2 separate regions of the Homo sapiens genome follow, and region 1 is linked to region 2. Evidence: chromatin contacts called from ENCODE Hi-C or POLR2A ChIA-PET data. All regions are on one chromosome and are shown on one strand. The core of a region is the stretch at or near the end of the contact, and the rest is flanking DNA. Distances in the headings are between cores, read along the strand shown.

The links. Hi-C counts contacts between places; a loop is a spot of excess contacts on that map. ChIA-PET counts read pairs that join two places held with the same protein, here RNA polymerase II (POLR2A). Pooled maps may share reads with other maps.
Region 1: a loop to region 2 is called in a pooled map, with 6 times the contacts of the local background. The contact joins the enhancer-like site here to the promoter of ALG13 in region 2. A Hi-C loop is called at or near these places in 2 of 37 single-sample maps with no recorded cell type and 4 of 50 pooled maps. POLR2A ChIA-PET finds 5 or more read pairs at or near these places in 1 of 52 experiments (Caco-2).

The regions. Positions count from the first base shown.
Region 1 is chrX:111,865,468-111,871,723 of GRCh38, forward strand. The region is part of intron 3 of TRPC5 (transient receptor potential cation channel subfamily C member 5); the gene reads right to left. Among named protein-coding and RNA genes, the nearest start is that of TRPC5OS, 7.6 kb to the right of the region's middle. RefSeq lists a silencer at 3,333-3,382. Within about 2 kb of position 4,269, at least 2 of the 41 ENCODE cell types and tissues checked have a DNase peak (open chromatin) inside an H3K27ac peak, as active enhancers do.
Region 2 is chrX:111,676,331-111,682,419 of GRCh38, forward strand. ALG13 (ALG13 UDP-N-acetylglucosaminyltransferase subunit) reads left to right here and starts at 4,840. Exons shown (of 27, transcript NM_001099922.3): 1 at 4,840-4,969; 2 at 5,802-5,964. The coding sequence starts at 4,889. RefSeq lists enhancers at 4,508-5,227, 4,907-5,096, 5,167-5,216, 5,237-5,296.

The DNA.
Region 1 (6,256 bases), core at 3,019-5,518, 190 kb after region 2:
AGGCGCACACCACCACGCCTGGCTAATTTTTTGTATTTTTAGTAGAGACAGGGTTTCACCATGTTGGCCAGGATGGTCTTGATCTCTTGCCCTCGTGATCTGCCCACCTTGGCCTCCCAAAGTGCTGGGATTACAGGAGTGAGCCACCGTGCCCGGCCAGCTTCTTAAAAGCTATAAGACTGAGTGTTGGTCAAGGACTGGGAGCTTGTCTTATTCTTTATTATATTCCCAACATTTTGCAAAATGCCTGGTACAAGATGAATGCTGAATAGATATTTGATGAATGAGTGATTGAATAAATAGCTCTGTGCTGGATAAATCTTGGTGGAATACTCTCTTTCCAAATTCTTCCTTCCTTAGTGTGTGAAAGGAGTCCAGTAGCTAACACAAGTCTCCTGGGAGTTGCAACTAGGAACTACTCTTAACATTGGAAGATTACATATCAAAGATTGAGCTCTTATAATGTGCCAGCAACTGTGCTGGATTTTTTATATGCATCATCTCACAGCAACGCTAATGGCAGATATAGAATTATATCATTTTACAGCTGATAGGACAGAGCCCAAGGTCACATTTCTTGGTAAATGGTGGAGCCAGGACTGGGGAACTAGCTTGGTTGATTCCATAGACCAAGCTTTCAAACACTGCACTCTCTGACAATCCATGGATGGTATGATCAGAGGCATGCAGAAAGCTAAATTTCCCAGTATCTTCCCCATTGGCCTTGCGGCCAGTGATTGAAATGCCCACATAATTTATTTCTTTGGATTAAAGCATTGAAACTATATTCATGTTTGTAGGAAGTGGTAATATACAAAACTATCAACTACCTTAACAGCTTAAAGTGGGTATATCATATTAGCCAGTTAAGGGGCCTGAAGGCTAGCAAAGCCCAGAAGTGATGGGGCCCGCCCCAGGCCAGATCTGTATGGAATCCCCCTGTTTAATCTGTCTAAATCTTTTCTTCACAAATGAGCTAGGATCCTCACTGCAGTTGTTGATTGTTTTCCCTCTTCAGTGCTTCAGTTCTGCAATACTCCCAGACAAGGGCTGAACATTATTGTATTTTTTCCTTACTGCACACAACTTTTGGAAAAGCCCTGGCTTTCTTTGACATAAAGCTGTGTTGTCAATGGAGGGGCCCAATGGCTCTTGGCCCCTCCTAGGAATATTTCTTGATAGGAAAAATGTCAGGTTCTACTGGAAAGAGACCACCCCTCTGCCAGAAAACTAGCAAAATAGCTTTGATTTCACTGCAGCAGAGTTCTGAATTTTTTCATTCAGTGAAGAGAATTATCTTCCCAGCCCCTCACCAGTCTACTGTATGTGACTTTTGTTTCTACAGCTGTCTAAAGGATCAATAGGATTTAATGCCTGATTCACATGCTTAACTCAAGGCAGAATAGAATTTGACTTGCTTACTGCAAGGGAAGTGCAAGATTAATGTGATTCAGTTTAGGCCTTTCAACAAGTATTTTGGAGTACCTGCTCTGTGCCCAGCTCCGTGTGGCCTGTGGGAGAGGGTCATCGCAAGAGAGACCAGCCATGATTCTGGCCTGCAGGAGCTCTTTTGAAGGGATACTAGCCTAACTCATGCGAAACAAGTAACAGGACAATAATGTTTGTGTTCAGACGCCCACATAAATGGTACAGATGGTAAACATGTCAGGTTCCCAGATGGTTGGCTCTCACAGACTGATTAAGGCCACTCCTCTCCAAATCAGGAGATTGTTTTGCCAAGTAAGGACATGAGAAAAGCCCACACCCCTTTGATCTCCTGTTACCACCATTTTATAAAAGAAAGGACAGAATAAAGGACAGTCATTCAATCTGGATCTATTTAGCTTTAGGAAAAGCTCACTGCTTTGTCATGAGGCACCACACTTTGGGATCTTAGAGCATTCAGAGATGGAAAAAATCAGCAGGCACTAGAGTCCTAAGAAAAGGCTGCGGTGAATAATGAAATCAGAAAATCACTTCCTTCTGGAAGCCCTCCCTGATTGCTTCAGCCAGAGGTGTGACCTCTCTCCTTGAGCTCATACCACTTTGCTTTTTCCCTGTGGTACCTCTCAGAGCCTACCTTGTGTTACATGTACTTCTATGTAGAATCAGTGACTCAGCCTTCTTAGTAGACGGTAAGCTTAGGAAGTGGAGGAACACTTCTATATATGTCATTTCTTACCCCCAAAGGTCTTTGCAGGCATTTACTGTTTTTGTTAAAGTGAAAAAATTCTTCATTCCGTCCCTGCTAAAATTTACACCTGAATGTTTAACGCCTAGTGGGCATTTCTCTTCGGCCGCTAAAACATATTTCAAACACATAATCCACACACAACTCTTCCCCGCCGTAGCATCCCCAAACCCACACACACGTTTCTCTTTTCACCTTGCAGTCTATATGTCCTTAAATTATTTCTCTAATAGAAGTTTTAATAGTCATAGATAAAATGTACACAGAACCTTCTAAGTTTTGGATACTTTTAAAAGCAGTTTATATGTATTAACAAACCTAGGAAGTTTGTACTATTATTACATCCATTTTACAGATGAGAAAACTGAGGCTCAGAGAGGTTAAATAGTAATAATAACAACATCTAACATTTGAGTGACTACTGGATGTCAAACATTGTACTTAAGTGCTCATTTAAGAATAATGAGGTACAGATAGACCTCCCTGATAATTAATTGAGTCACCACTCCTTGAGGAGGCAATGAAAAAAAAGGGAAAGTCCCCTCATAGAAGCAGAGGATCTGGTCGTGGGGATGGGCTTTTGAGAAATAAGCCAGGCTGTGAGGTAGAGAAAAGCCACAGCAGTAAGCTTCCAGTGGCTCCATTAGGAATGGACAATGGTCAGAGGAGAAATATCTTTGTTACCCTGCTCAGTCCACCCTGTTCCCTGCTGGGAAAGCTATCAGCAAGAAAAGCATTAGGATAAAAACAAGTCAGTTTCACAGTTAAGTCACCTAACTGGTTATTTTCAGATTATTTTAAGTTTTTAGGTGTGTACAAAAAAGTGCAATAGGTGAGACTGAAAGAAAAGTCACCTTGACACATGTTTAATATTCAGAGGTTTATAAAGCAGTATAGGTCTGTGGTTCTCTAAAGTAATTGGCAATGAGTTATGTTCCCATGTTTCCTAAAAGAAATCAGCTGACTTTGAGCTGGGAGACTTACAGCTGTAAACACTTCTTCCTTTAGTCCATTTAGAGGAAAAGAAAATTTGAAGGGTGAGAATGAGTCGTCCCCTATACCAGAGGAGAAGGTGAGGATCAGGAAGAAACAGCAGTTACTGGCTATAGTAAGATCTGAGGTAAGGGCCTTTCTGGGAGGTTTGAAAAAGTCTACTGATCTTTTAAGAACTGCATCCTACTCCCTTCAGTGAATGGCTGCACATAGAAATGGGCCCAATGTGTACTGTGTTAGATTTCAGTTCTTCAGAAGATAGTCCGGTTGTGTGTTAAGGATGTGTTTAAAAACCCGCCTCTACAGGAATGACCCTCAAGAGAATGAGTTTTGTTTTTAGTTGCCAATCAAGCTGGGCTCTGAAGAGGAGAAAAACGCCCAAAAGGGGAAATCAGTGGCAATGCAAAAGTTCCCGAAGAGGAAGAAATGTTCAAGCACCTTTCTTCCCTCACCATTGTAGTGAGCTTGCTGAGTCATACTTTCATTAAGCAGTGCAGCATTTTTTTTTTTTTTTTGTAAACCACTGCAGCAGACATTTGAGATCAAGAAATAGGTTTTGACAAAAGTTTAGGTCCAGATAATGATTGGAAATAGCCCCTACCTTTTACATGTACTCTCTGTCTAGCACAGTTTAATATTTAATCACTCAGATCACTAATCCATGGCTAGTTTTATTTTTTAAAAAGAAGATATGTTCTTACCCAAGGATTACTGAGACATTTTGTTCTAAGCTGGCTCTGTTGTTGCAATTAGCTAGCAGACTTAGTTCCCAAGCTGGGCTGCCAATATCAATGGCAACACAGGTGCAGACTCACAAAATCAGTCAACTGGAAGCCCTATCTTTCATTTCAAACTAGGGCTAAGCCTCACTACTTAGAACTAAATGGAGGAAGGTGAGGCTAGGTTGAAGGAGGAGGTTGAAAACTGTTTTAGAACGCATATTTTTTTAAAGTATAATTTTCCATTTGCAAGTGCATACAGCAGTCAGAATTAGCCCAATGGGGTTTCCTGGCAGATGTTATAATTCTGTGTTGGCGGTGATGGACTCTAAAAAGAACTAGTGCAACAGAATTAAGACTAATGCAATGGCTTATCCTAGCCATGAGATGGCAGCAGAGGGTGGTAGGAGCTCACTGCCTACTACAGAGGAGAGTTCTGGAAGTAAAGGGGAGTCTGTGTTGGAAAGCTTCTTACCAGGAAGGAAGAAAGTGACATAGCATGTCAGAGCAATTGAACAGGAGAGGCTGGAAACTCACTAAAGCCAAGTAAGAAATCATAGAAAGTGTGGTTAGGTCAGCTGTGGGTTGCAGTCCTACTAGTTTAAATCAGGACACTAGAGGGGAAATACCTTGAAGAATAAATATATCAAAGCAGAAAGCATGCTAATGACCTATGAAAGACAGCAGAGGGGAAATCTAATGAAAGCTCAAGAGGCAAGGCATTGTGATGGGATAATTCTTTGAGAGGTTGTTGCTCTTTGGGAGCTGAGTCCCCATGAAGTACCAAGCCCAGTGCTGGGAGGATGCTATAGGTCCAGTGGTCCACAATCCCTTTTACAAAACTCTTGGGGACAGATTTGTTTTGGAATTCTAAATTTGTCAGATTTTAGAACAGTAATATGCTGTCTATGCCATATATTAGATAACACTCCCAGTGAGGTTTCAGGCAGCACCCATAATTAGAGTTCCAAAATTTAGCAAATAAAAATACAGGATGCCCAATTAAATTTGAATTTCAGCTAAACAGCAAAAATGTTTTAGTATAACTAAATGCCCCTTATAATTTTGGGACATGCTTATACAAAAACATTATTCATTATTTATCTGAAATTTAAATTTAACTATGTCCTATGTTTTATCTGGCAACCCTACTATAATCAAACACAATAAATTTTCAGCAGTGAAACCTGGGCATGCTTAGATGCAATGGGATAAATAAACACCATAAATTGCCTCCCATCAGTGCATGTCAGGTTTTGCTGCCATATGAGAGGTTTGATAGGGAATTTATTTTTAAAAACTTTGGTTTTCAGAACTTGGTGGGCTTGGTGATCATGATATCTCCCCTGCCAGGTGAGTATTGCTCACCTGCCAGGTGGGTTTTGGAATTTTGGACCTGTAATTGTCCAATAAATGTTTTTAAAGTGAGAAATCCACAATGAGATATGTTCATACCTTCAGTGTGTCCAGTTTTTAAGGGTCAAGGTCCCTCATTTTTTTTCTTTCAAGACACAGGATGTGGTCAGGTACTGCAGATCCTGAAGGGTTGGGGTATGTGGAAGACAAAGTGAGGTATACTCAAGTAGTTTTTACATTTATAGGAAAGCTTGGCTGGAGGGTTTAATGACCTGCTGTGGGCTGCCCACTTCCTTTCAAATCTTCAGGATGAAATCAGAATGAAGGAGGTGGAGGAGACTTAATCCCTAGCTATACCAAAGAACACATTTTGAAAATGTATACTGTACATTGAACTCTGACTCTGGCTTGGTCTCTCATTTGTGGAGTGGGACTTGGGGCAAGCTTTTGTGTTTGGTCTTTATCTATGTAATGGTGGTGTTGCCTATGCCTGTCTTCCTCACAGGACTGTTGTGAAGATCAAATGCATCAGGGATGGGAAAGTGCTTTGAAACATTCTCAACACCAAATAGATGGAAGCAGGCATTTTCATGCATTTTTTTTTTTATCATAACAGGATAATGTGGGCTGCATGCTCAAAGATGTTTCTAATAAGGTAGTGTGGTAGGGTTAGGAGATTGGTCTCTGCAGTCAGACAGACTGACCTGGGGTTCACATTCCAGCCCCACCACTCCCTGGCTGGATTACCTTGGGCAAGTTACTTAACCTCTCCAGCCCTCAGTTTCCTCATCGGCAAAATGAGGATTACAATAGTAACTCATGGCATGAGGTCATTATGAGGATTAAGAGAGTTAATTAAATGCCTGGCAACTAGGAAGCCAGTGTTATTATTTTTCATGATGGATTACTATAGGAACTAAACAAGAAAGCACTCAATAAATGTTAGTTCTTTTCATCATTATGACTTACGAGATGTAGAATTGTCACTTCTGGATAT
Region 2 (6,089 bases), core at 3,590-6,089:
GTTTGCCAAGGAGGCAATTTCGTGGGGTTTCTTAAAGGTCCAATTGAGGTAATGTTGTTTGACTAAGGCATTAAGAGTTCAGTTAAGCCCTGAAAGAAAACTAGAATCAAAAAGATTAATGGTATCCTCTGTTAAGTCCTTGACACCAGAATTTTGCTGGAAAGATTTTTTTTTTATTTTTATTTTTTCAGACAGAGTTGCTCTGTTGCCCAGGCTGGAGTGCAGTGGTGCCATCTCAGCTCACTGCTACCTCCGCCTCCTGGGCTCAAGTGATGCTCGTGCCTCAGCCTCCTCAGTAGCTGGGACTACAGACATGCACAACCATGCCCAGCTAATTTTTGTATTTTTAGTAGAGACAGGGTTTCGCCATGTTGGCCAGGCTGGTCTCGAACTCCTGACCTCAAGTGATCCTCCTGCCTCAGCCTCCTAAAGTGCTGAGATTACAGGTGTGAGTCACCACACCCAGCTTGGAAAGCCTTTTTGAACCAGTCAAAATAATCTAAGCAGACTCATCTTTTTTTTGAGTGAATCGTTGAATGGCTTTCCAATTAATTTGCCAGAGAAAAAGCACTGGAATGACCTTTAACAAATCACAGGTTATTTTCTTTGCTTTTGTTATGGCCATGTCCCTTTTGAAATGGCAGTCCTCTGGAGGTTTTATCCATTTAGTTAGGCATATACATGTTTGAGCCACAAAAATGACCCCCAGCATGTGAATTAATTGATAGATTTTGGTGAGTCTGGGCTAGTATGCGCTTACGATTAAATGAAAGTGGCATTCAAATTCAAGGAAGTCAGTTTTAGGACAATCGCCAAGAGTTCAGATTTAGACTAAGGAATGTAAGAAATGGTTTGACCTCCCTCTACATTTTCACTTATTTTAAATGGGGCAATAAGAGGAGTTGAGGGGTTATGGGTAGTGTGCCTGGGATAGACAGTGAGGAGAAAAAAGGAGGTTCAGAAAGTGAAGAAGGTAGTGGCAGAGGAGAATAAAGTAGAGGTAGTGCAGAGGGAGTGAAAGGAAGAGGAACAAAGGGTTTGAGTCCTTCTTGGGAACAGAATCTGGGCTAGGAGGATTTTCAAGTTTTTGGAGGCACTGAGTTCGGAATTAGTTTCTCTCAAGAAGGCAGTCTGAAATTCTTGATTCCATTTGGAGTTTTCATAGTACCTATTAAGGAAAGCCTTATATTGTCTTTGAGAGGCCTAGATTCGTCTTTGTTCTAATTGCAGGCATAAATAAATTTGATTAGGGATACAGAAAGCTCCCCAATGTAGCCAAAGAAGTTTTAAATCCAAAAGTTTCATCCAGAGCCTTAAATAGGCACAAGAATTTTCTCCATAGGTTTTTAAATATAAAAGTCATCAGTGCACCATAAGGTGGCTGGTTGGAGACCATTACCTTAGAACATGGGTTACCCATGGCACTATAACAAAGGCATCCCTTTGAGTACAACAGAAACATGAGTGTCCCCACAAAACTTGAAATGTGAGCATACTCCACCAAGCACAAGTACATTGCAAAATGCAAAAGTACTCCACGAAGTGTGAGTGTACCCCACAGGGCCCATAGAGGCAAGTGAACATGCTCCCTGGAGAAAACAAAGTCTCGGAGACCTCAGCCTAAGAGCCCGAGATCTGCAGATGGGGGAACACAGCCTCCAATGTAAACTAAGTGCTCCGAAGAACAAAGAGTGGGTCTGGCTTAAATAGGGAAAGTTCTCCTCCCAGCCCTTAATCAAGTTTGTGTATGCAAATAAACAACTCAAAAGTAGTCCCCATTAGTTGAAAACAGCTGAGTCCTGATTGGGTAGTTTCCAAGTCCCAACCAGAAGTCTCTGTTGGATGTCACTTTCAGAAAGGCAGCTGGTGAGTTTTCCTGCCATTGTGCATGCTACTCTTCAAAAGGACAACTGCCTAAGCTACAAGATTTAAAGGAAACATCCTGTAGAAATAGGCCCAAGGGTCTTCTCAGGCTATGTTCTAGGCCCAATTTACCTCCAATCCTTTTCCTCCTTAAAATAATTTCTTCTCACAGCCTCTCTTCTGTATATATCCAGGCAGGGCAAAGCACAAATATGAGCTAAGGTGATATTTTAAATAGGGAATACACAAAACATTAGAAGGAGATAGAGTGAGCAATTATCTTAACAATGGTTATGATGGTGGTAGGAGAAAAAAGGAGAGTTTTGAGAAATAACCTCTCCTATATGTGCCTGCCTAAGTGTAATTTATCTGTGGTACTTTATCGTCCTAATGTGTAATGTTATATTTAAATGGTTCACTGGAATAATTCAATAGATTGTAGATCAATGCTTCAGGCTTTATCACCTCTATTTTACAAGTCATGCTTGCTAATGGAGGTTAACTGTTTGCAGCTTCCAGGGGACCCTAGAGGGCCCTGGTTTTCTGAGAACCACAGTTGGTAGAAGAGCCCAAGTTGGAGCGATTTTTTTTTTTTTTGAGACAGAATCTTGCTCTGTTGCCCAGGCTAGAGTGCAGTGACACAATCTCAGCTCACTGCAACCTCCGCCTCCCAGGTACAAGTGATTCTCCTGCCTCAGCCTCCCAAGTAGCTGGGATTACAGGTGCCCGCCACCGTGCCTGGCTAATTTTTGTATTTTTAGTAGAGATGGGGTTTCACCATGCTGGCCAGGCTGGCCTCAAGCTCCTGACCTTGTGATCCACCCACCTCGGCCTCCCAAAGTGCTGTGATTGCAGGCGTGAGCCACCGTGCCCAGCCAGTTAGAGTGATTTTCTAAAAGCCACTTTTGATGCACCTGTAGTCCCAGCTACTTGGGAGGTGGAGGCGGAGGCGGGAGTGCTCTCGGACCAAACTGAGGGTGGGGCTGCTATTTCTCGTGACCTAATAACAAGATGCAGATAAACTGTGGAGGAAGAGAGTTTTTATTTCTGTAACTGTTTACAGGGAAAAGGCCTGGATATTATCACGAAACCAACTCAAAATCACGATGTTTTCCAGAGCTTATATACCTTCTAAGCTATATGTCTACATGTAAGTGTGCATTCATCTAAAGACATAAGTGATTAACTTCTTTTAATCTATAAATAAGGTCTGAATCTTGAAGATCTTCCTCTGGAGCCTCAGTAAATTTACTTAATCTAAATGGGTCCGGCAAGGTGCGGTGGCTCACGCCTGTAATCCCAGCACTTTGGGAGGCCAAGGTGGGTGGATCATGAGGTCAGGAGTTCGAGACCATCCTGGCTAACATGGTGAAACCCCGTCGCTACTAAAAATACAACAAATTAGCCGGGCGTGGTGGTGGGTGCCTGTATTCCCAGCTACTTGAGAGGCTGAGGCAGGAGAATGGCGTGAACCCGGAAGGCAGAGCTTGCAGTGAGCCGAGATTGTGTCACTGCACTCCAGCCTGGGTGACAGAGCGAGACTCCGTCTCAAAAAAAAAAAAAAAAAATCTAAATGAGTCCAGGTGCTGGCGTGATTACCCTTATCTTGTCTCCTGCTAAATCACAGAGGTTTGGGGAGTTCCTTCGGACTCCCAACAAACTTGTTTGTGGAGGCCTGGGGAGTTTCTTCAGACCCACAATAAAACTTGTTTAATCCTAAATGGGTAATGTTAAGACTTCCTTTGTTATTTTGTCATGCTTTAGGGCCCAGGAAAGGCCTAGGCAAAACTCTTGGTGGGCTTTAGTTACATTCCAGCCTTTGTATAAGGGCACTGGCTTTTTTTAGCTTTTAATATTAACTTCACCACTCAGTACTGAAACAGTTGTTATGGAGGCCTCCGTTAGTGAGACGTGGCCTGCCACAGGAGGACTGCTTGAGCCCAGGAGTTAGAATCAAGCCTGGGCAACAGAGCAAGACCCCATACCTTATAAGATGCCTTTTATTTTTAGTTTTTTTATTTTTTCGAGACGGGGTCTCACTGTCGTCCAGGCTGCAGTGCAGTGGTGTGATCATGGCTCACTGCAGCCTCAGCCTTCTGACTAGCTAGGAACACAGGTGGGTGCTCCCACCCCCGGCTAATTAAATTTTTTTTGTTTGTTTGAGACAGGGTCTCATTCTGTGTCACCCAGGCTGGAGTGCAATGGCAGGATCTTGGGCTCACTGAAACCTCTGTCTCCTGGGCTCAAGCAATTGTCGTGCCTCACCCTCCTGAGTAGCTGGGATTACAGGAGCCTGCCACCACGCCCGGCTAATTTTTGTATTTTTAGGAGAGACAGGATTTCACCATGTTGCCCAGGCTGGTCTGGAACTTCTGACCTCAATAATATACCTGCCTTGGCCTCCCAAAGTGCTGGGATTACATACTTGAGCGATGGCACCTGGCCTAAAAAATAATATTTTTAGAGACAAGGGTTTTGCTATGTTGCCCAGGCTAGTCTTAACTCCTGGGCTCAAGTGATTCTTCCCAGTAGCTTGGGATTACAGCCACTGTGCCTGGTAAGGCACTTTTATTTTTCATATCCCCTTAGCCAACTCGAAGTAAAACCATCTCTCAAATGTATCTTGACAAAACCTGGCAGCAAACAAAAAAATCTCAAACTTGTCTGTCATTAAAAGATTGTGGTACCCACGCAACGACACCAACTCAATGCTTAGGGTATGATGTTTTTTTTTTTTACCCATCAGTTTTGAAAAAGTTAATTACATTTGGCAATTCCCCATTCCCTTATAGTGAGGGGTCTCAAGAGCTGGCTCCTACACATAAAGGGCTTAGAACAGTGGCTGGTACCTAGGCCACCAATAGTCTTTTGCCCCACCCAACCGGTGACACAGCCCGGGGCCCCGCCGCCCCCTGGCGGCCATTACGGATTTCCGCCTCCCTCACAGAAGGCAGTCACTGCAACGTGCGTGGCCTCAGTTGCGTCATATCCGGCCCTTGCGATCAGGGCTTGAGGAACCCGCGCCATGAAGTGCGTGTTTGTTACCGTAGGGACCACCAGCTTTGACGACCTCATTGCGTGTGTGTCGGCGCCCGACAGTCTGCAAGTGAGTGAGGGAGGCGAGCAGGCGGCGGCTTGGCTCGCCACCCGCCATCTCCGGCCATACTGCCAGCCGCGTTAGCCTTGCCTGACCGTCGCGCTCGGAAAGAAACCCCCGCAACTCTACCACAGGTGCCGCTGCCCCTTAGCTGGCTTCTGCCCACGCCCGGCGGGGCCCTTCTCCGGCTACCCGGCCACTCGGGGTTGCCTGTTTCCTCTTCCCATTATTCCGGCCGCTCCTCTCCCTCATTTCTTCAGCTCCTTTTCCGGTCTGCCCCCGCGCTCTATTCTCCGCCTCCGCGTCCTCCGCCCCTCCTTCCAACGGCTCCGCCCCTCCGAGCTCGGGTTTTCCACCGGGCTCGGCAGTTTTTCCTCAGGCCCCCCTGTGGACCGCACGTCGGCGCCGGCGTCTGAGCCAGCCGAGCTCGCCTCAGAGCCCGGCTCCTTCCCCTCAGCACTTGGCCGGAGCCCGCGCGGTTCCTCTCCTCAGCGCGCGTCGTCCCCTCAGGGCTCCCGGTTCTCGCAGTTGATCAAGTGAGGCAGAACGGGTAGTGCCTGGGTTCCCCCCGAGTTTGCGACTCCTTTTCCAAAGTCTTTTCCTGCTGTGGCTTTCGCGGGACTCTGCGAGCTGGGTCGCTTAGATTCATGAGTGCTTGGGAGGTTCCTCGTCGGGCCCCGGACCAGAAAATAGTTTTGAAAACTAAGTGAAATCGGCCACAGATAGGCTTTTTGGCGGCCGTGCTCCGATGTTAACGTCAAACTTTAGTAGTGGTGGTGGTTCCTGCTCTGTTTTACATAGCCAGTTTAAAAGGCCCTCACATTCTGATTTCCTCTTTCAGAAAATCGAGAGCCTTGGTTACAACCGACTTATCCTGCAAATTGGTAGAGGAACGGTGGTACCTGAACCCTTCAGTACTGAGTCGTTTACTCTGGATGTTTACAGGTACAAGGATTCCTTGAAAGAAGACATTCAGAAAGCAGATCTTGTTATTAGTCACGCAGGTAAAGGTGCCTAAGAATCTCAGGGTTGGGTCTTTTAATTTTAATTTTTTTTAAGTTCTGGGGTATTCTGGGGGTACATGTGCAGGATGTGCGGGCTTGTTACAAAGGTAAACGTGTGCCATGCA